Linked DNA regions of Homo sapiens: region 1 is linked to region 2. A link is a contact called in ENCODE Hi-C or POLR2A ChIA-PET data. All regions are on one chromosome and are shown on one strand. Each heading gives the region's core, a stretch centred on a gene start or an enhancer-like site at or near the end of the contact. The rest is flanking DNA. Distances are from core to core; before and after follow the strand shown. Region 1 holds the start of FAM135A (family with sequence similarity 135 member A). Region 2 overlaps COL19A1 (collagen type XIX alpha 1 chain).

The links. A loop is a pair of places that touch in the nucleus more often than their neighbours do. ChIA-PET counts read pairs that join two places held with the same protein, here RNA polymerase II (POLR2A). Pooled maps may share reads with other maps.
Region 1: a loop to region 2 is called in a map of OCI-LY7, with 6 times the contacts of the local background. The contact joins the promoter of FAM135A here to the enhancer-like site in region 2. A Hi-C loop is called at or near these places in 1 of 168 maps with a recorded cell type or tissue (OCI-LY7), 2 of 37 single-sample maps with no recorded cell type and 3 of 50 pooled maps. POLR2A ChIA-PET finds 5 or more read pairs at or near these places in 1 of 52 experiments (OCI-LY7).

What each region holds. Positions count from the first base shown.
Region 1 is chr6:70,412,204-70,414,936 of GRCh38, forward strand. It overlaps FAM135A (family with sequence similarity 135 member A), which reads left to right and starts at 1,305. Exons shown (of 22, transcript NM_001162529.3): 1 at 1,305-1,499. FAM135A-AS1 (FAM135A antisense RNA 1) reads right to left here and starts at 1,755. Exons shown (of 2, transcript NR_147708.1): 1 at 1,634-1,755; 2 at 625-859. RefSeq lists silencers at 1,112-1,331, 1,672-1,821.
Region 2 is chr6:69,880,117-69,882,816 of GRCh38, forward strand. The region is part of intron 2 of COL19A1 (collagen type XIX alpha 1 chain); the gene reads left to right. Among named protein-coding and RNA genes, the nearest start is that of COL19A1, 15 kb to the left of the region's middle. Within about 2 kb of position 1,380, at least 5 of the 41 ENCODE cell types and tissues checked have a DNase peak (open chromatin) inside an H3K27ac peak, as active enhancers do; they include OCI-LY7, where a contact is called at or near this core.

The sequences.
Region 1 (2,733 bases), core at 55-2,554, 530 kb after region 2:
GGATCACCTAAGGTCAGGAGTTCGAAACCAGCCTGACCAATATGGTGAGACCACGTCTCTACTAACAATACAAAAAGTAGTCAGGCGTGGTGGTGTGCGCCTGTAGTCCCAGCTACTAGGGAGGCTGAGACAGGAGAATTGCTTGAACTCCGGAGGCAGAGGTTGCAGTGAGCCGAGATCACATTACTGCACTCCCGCCTGGGCGACGGAGCAATGCTCTGTCTCACACACACACTCGAAAAAAAAAAAAACTGGTACAAAGATATATTCAAAACCTGTCCCCTAAATGGCCTACGTTACAAGACCTCACCATTACTTTCAAATGAATGCACAAAGCTTTTCCCTTCTAATTCATTCTTATTGTGGTAAAATATACATAACAGAAAATTTACCATTTTAACCATTTTTAAGTGCACAGTTCAGTAGCATTATGTCCATTCATTGTTGTGCAACCAACACCACTATCCATCCTAGATTCATTTTTAAAACAAGAGTCGCAGCTGAAATTTTCCTTTCATTAACTCAGCTTTAGCAACATACTGAACTTTATGCACCACAAAAGTTTTTGCCAGATAAGGTTCAGAAACAGGGAAGAGTGAAATAAATCAATGATCCTTCGTGGGCTTCTGTTAACGGAATGTATTAGCGAAAGGCTTCACTTCATCAGCCCCCTCCCGCCCTTTTTGGCGTCATAAACCAAGAAACAACCAGATCAGCACCCACATCTCCCAAGATGCAAACACTGGGTCCCGAAAGGCATCTGTCCTGCCCCGGCGCAGATCCCCTGCAGCCTCCTTTCCTACTGCACAAATCGACTAGCGCAGGGACCGGGCTCTCTACCCGGGACTGCACGGAGGAGCTAAAGAGAGAAAAGGAGAAACAACATTGTGAGAAAAACGGCTAAAGTTCTCGAACTCCGTGTTTTTGCCCTCTTCTTGTTCACTACTCTTCAACCACCTCCAAGTTCCATCCCTTAAACCCACAAGCGAGCCCCTTTTCTTGACGCGCGCCTTTTATTGACGCAAACCTCCCGTTCTCGCGGGAACTTGGGAACGGGAGCCTGGTAGGGAGGACAAATCTCTCGAAATCTCAGTTGGCGCTGGAGCTGGAGGGGCAGTTGAAGCTCCTGAAGGGCGGGGCACGGAGCTTGAAGGGGCGGGGCCTAGCCTCAGAGAGGGGAGGGAAGAGGCGGGAGGAGGAGGTGAGAGAGGCCGGGGGCGGGGCCGTGCGGCCGGGGACCTGTTGATCGCAGGTATAGCCGGCTGGCCCGGGCTCCCTCGGGACTGGGGCGACTGCGCATGCTCGCTGGCCGCGCTGGGCCAGTAGCCGAGCCGCGGTGACGAACCGGCTCCGCGGTTGCGGTGTTTGCGGTTGCTGTGATGGCGATGTGAGGGGGCCCGGGGCGGGATGGTGCTGACCCGGGTCGGGCCGTCTTCTTGCAGCTGGACAACGAGCTCCTCCGTTCGACAGGCGGGGGAAGAGGCCGAGCCGGGCGAGAGGTAACCCCCTTACTGTCCCCTCTGGCTCCCCCGGCTCCCGACACCCACGACCCCTCCCTCCGTCCCTCTTGCCCAGGGGCCAGGAAGGAAGCGGCCTCCTCTTCGTCCGCCGTTCGCCCGCCGCGGCCCCTCACCCGACTGCTGGCGGTCGGAGCCTGGCCCCGGCCCCGTTGAAGGTCGGTGGGGACGGCGGTGCGGAGCGCTCTGAGGGAGGCGAGGGGCCGCGGCGCGCTGCTCTCCCGGTGCCCGCGGCCGCCCCTGCCCCTGCGCGCGTCCCTCGACCCGTTCTTCCTGAACCTCGCGCCTAGCGTGTTTGCCCTTCACCCCTGCTCCATCTTCGTCGCTCTGTCCCTCCTTTACCCGCTTTCGTGGTTCTGCTTTTTCATCCCGCGCCTCCCACGTGTCTTTTTGCCCGGGTGGTCCCTCCTTGGGAAGCAGCGTATCTCTGTGCTTCCATCCCTTGCCTGGCTCTTCCCTGTCCGGAGCTCCTTACCCTGGCCGACCAGGTTTCTCACTCTTGTTACCTCCATAATTTCTTCCTTGGTTTTATTTTCCTCTCATCCACCTCCTTTCGGTACTTCCTCCTGGTTCCCTTTTTGTTAGTTGCCGATTGTGTTTTGCTTTAGCATCGCTTTGCATTGGAGTTCATTCCATGCCCCATCTTAGCTTCGGAAACCCTCACTGCCTTCTCTTTCCTCTGGTACCCTGCTTCATCGCTTTCTGTCTAATGGCCCCTATCCTCACGTCCTTTTCCATTCTGCACCCAGTGAGTCTCTAATCTTAATTTTTTCCCCTCCAAAACTCTTCCACCCTCCCCCCCCCATTTGTATAAGTCAAGCCTCTTAACTTCATTCCATTTGTTTTACTTTTTATTAAATCTCTGAAGACTTCTTTGTGACATACCCTTCTAGTCCTTGCTGCTTTCTGCCTAAGCTAGGTATCCACTCAATGTTTCTAGTTCATCTTCCAGTTTAATAACATTTCTTCTTTCTTTACCGGTTGGTGGAAGTATCATCAAAAGAGTGACAGTAGCAACAAATCGGTTACACTTACTGATTAAAGCTTTAATTTTTAAGAATTATGTTTACCTGGCATGCCTGGGAAAGCAACTTGAGTACAGACTAAATGAAACTATAATGGGTTAAGACTTGTTAAAGGTTGACCTACAAACATACACTTAAAATTTGGAAATTTTCTTGTCCTCCATTAGGTGTAGCTGTCCAAGAACTAATCT
Region 2 (2,700 bases), core at 130-2,629:
GATGAGGCAAACAAAAGGTTGACAGATCTTTAGAGCACCTTTTGAACTAAATAGACAATATTTGCAATTATTAAATGTATCAGTCTTTTCATAAATATTTCCAAAAGGCTTAAGGGCAATTTGAAATATTTACCTTCATCTCTGCTTTTTTAAATTGATTATGTGGTTAATTTGGAAGACTTTTCTTGAACATTGAGTGTGTATAAGTTACTTAGCTAAATGCAATTCATATTACAAGGTTGAATTAGGCACATTGGAGAAGCCATTTGCTAGGGAAAGAGAAACTTCATCTCTCCTATGCAAACGATCACATATAATGTATTCTGATGATAATCACATATGATTATGTACTCTGAGACTGTATTATTGTGCCTATTGTTTTGAATATTTTTTCAATAATTTTTGCTAAACAAGTATAAACCCACTCTAGAGAGACTTTTGAGTTTGAGGCACACATAAAATATAATTACTCATAAAGATCTAACACATCGTAGTCTTTCAGAGTGTTATGTAAGTCTTTATGATTTTTTATTATTTGGCAGAAGGTGCATTTCCTAAAATAATTCACATGAAAGTTTGAATATTCTGTTATTGTACAAAAGACATCCTGTGGCTGTCATACAATTTGGGGGGGAAACTCTTTCTTCAGTGAGAAATTAATCAGCTGTGACTCATGGCAACTACAACTATGTAAAAAAGGAAAAGAGATGTTAGAGCAGCGGAGTTTATTCTGATACGATTTCTACTCTTCTGAATTTGTCTTTTTTGTAAAGAAATATAGTAGGTAATGTGCTTTGCAATTTAATCTGATATGACAGGACTTTTTTAGTTAGAAGGAAGAATGAATCTTTGGTTGAATAGGGACAGTTTTTAGGCACATGCTAGTGGGTAGTAAATGTTCTTGATGATAGCAAGGATTTGAAGGACCTAAATAAATGGTTCTCCAATTTTAACATGAAAAAGAATCACCTGACGTATTTGATTCCTGAGACCTCCTATCGCATATTCCCATTTTGCAGGTCGTACTGGGGTGGGATTTGGTAATTTACATCTTTAACAAGCTCCACAGATGAATCTAATGCAGGATTATCTGAGGAAAACTCTTAGAGAAACACTTACCTTTGGGATAATTAACAGACATTTTGGTTTTCTTTTTTCTTTTCACCTGGTTACCTTGCATTTTATGCACCATTTTATGCCAAGGTTACCTTTTTTTGTTATTTTATTTTATTGTTTGCTTTTAGTAACTTTTTAAAATTGTGATAAGAACACTTAACATGAAGTCTGCCCTCTTAACAAATTTTTAAGTGTATAACACAGTACTGTTAATTATAAACACGGTACTATACAGCAGATGTCTAGAACGTAATCATCTTGCATAACTAACACTTCCCCATCTTGGGATTCCCCTGAATGTTTGCTTTTGTAGCTCTAGTATCTCAACTCTTTAATCAGGTTACATGATGTATAGGACTACCAAAATGCATATATTCTGATCCAATTTACTTCGCTGAATTAATCTTTTGAAAGATTTTCCCAACAATGTGAATTCAAAATTAATCTGAACCCTAACAAGATTCACTTAACATGAAGCATTAAGGGAAATTAATAAAAGAAAAAATTACGTTTGTTTTTATCATGCTATTTGGTAGAGGGTGTTCGTAAAGCAACACGTACTGAATGTGTGATGGAAATTGCTTAACTTCAAGTATCATTTGCATTAATTGAAAATGTCAGCACAGCACTATCAAAGGGATTGTTGAAGAAGATGACAAGCTGGGCATGGCCTGGAAGGAGACCCTTCTTGTGTCTTGTGTATCTGGTTCACAGCGCAAGGTTCCCTTTTTAGTTTCCTCATGTGCAGACCTGCGCGTGTGGTCACTAACCATTTACCGGAGGGAAGTGATTACATCTAAAAATAAAATATAACAAATCTGAGAGAGAGTCTAGGGTTTCAGGGCTGGAGTCTGTGAAGTTGTCAACAGTTTACTATTAAACCTAAATATATGACAGATAGATTGGACCTTTTAATTGCTGTACCTTAACTCTATGGTATGTTAAATAGTTACCTGGAATTGTCACAGTTGGGACAGAATTTAAGAGTAATATGGAGAGATTCAATAATAACTTGAATTTTAAAATTTTGAAGGTATTAGGAATTCAGTCATTTCATATTCTTTCGTCAATTTGCCTATTGAGATCATGGGATAAGATATATTTGTTTATTTTCCCACTGCAAATGAACTTCCATTTGAATGTGGCAGTTTCAGCTCAGTTACTTGTCAAAAGAAGGTGGGGAAGAGAATTGTGTTAAAATATATACAATGCTAGAAAATCTCAAAACTTGCTTTAATTAGTTGCTTAAAACTCTTTCCTCTAATATAGACTATGTATCAAATAATTAAAGTTTCATCTACTTTCTTTAATCTGTTCTAAGGCAAAAGTACTATATCATCATAAAAAGCAATAAGAAACAGAAAACCAGAGTTTAAAAAAACAGGCTAAATAAATAGAAATGACAGAATGCTTTTTAAATAACACATTTTCCTTTCATTATGATAAATCTTCAGTTTAAGTGTCCAGATTGACTTGATTATAAATTTAAATTTAGGCCTGTAACTATTCATATAAGCCCTTCTAAGGTAGTTTTCTATTAATTACAAGGAATTACAAGGAAAAAAACCTATTATTCCAAAATGT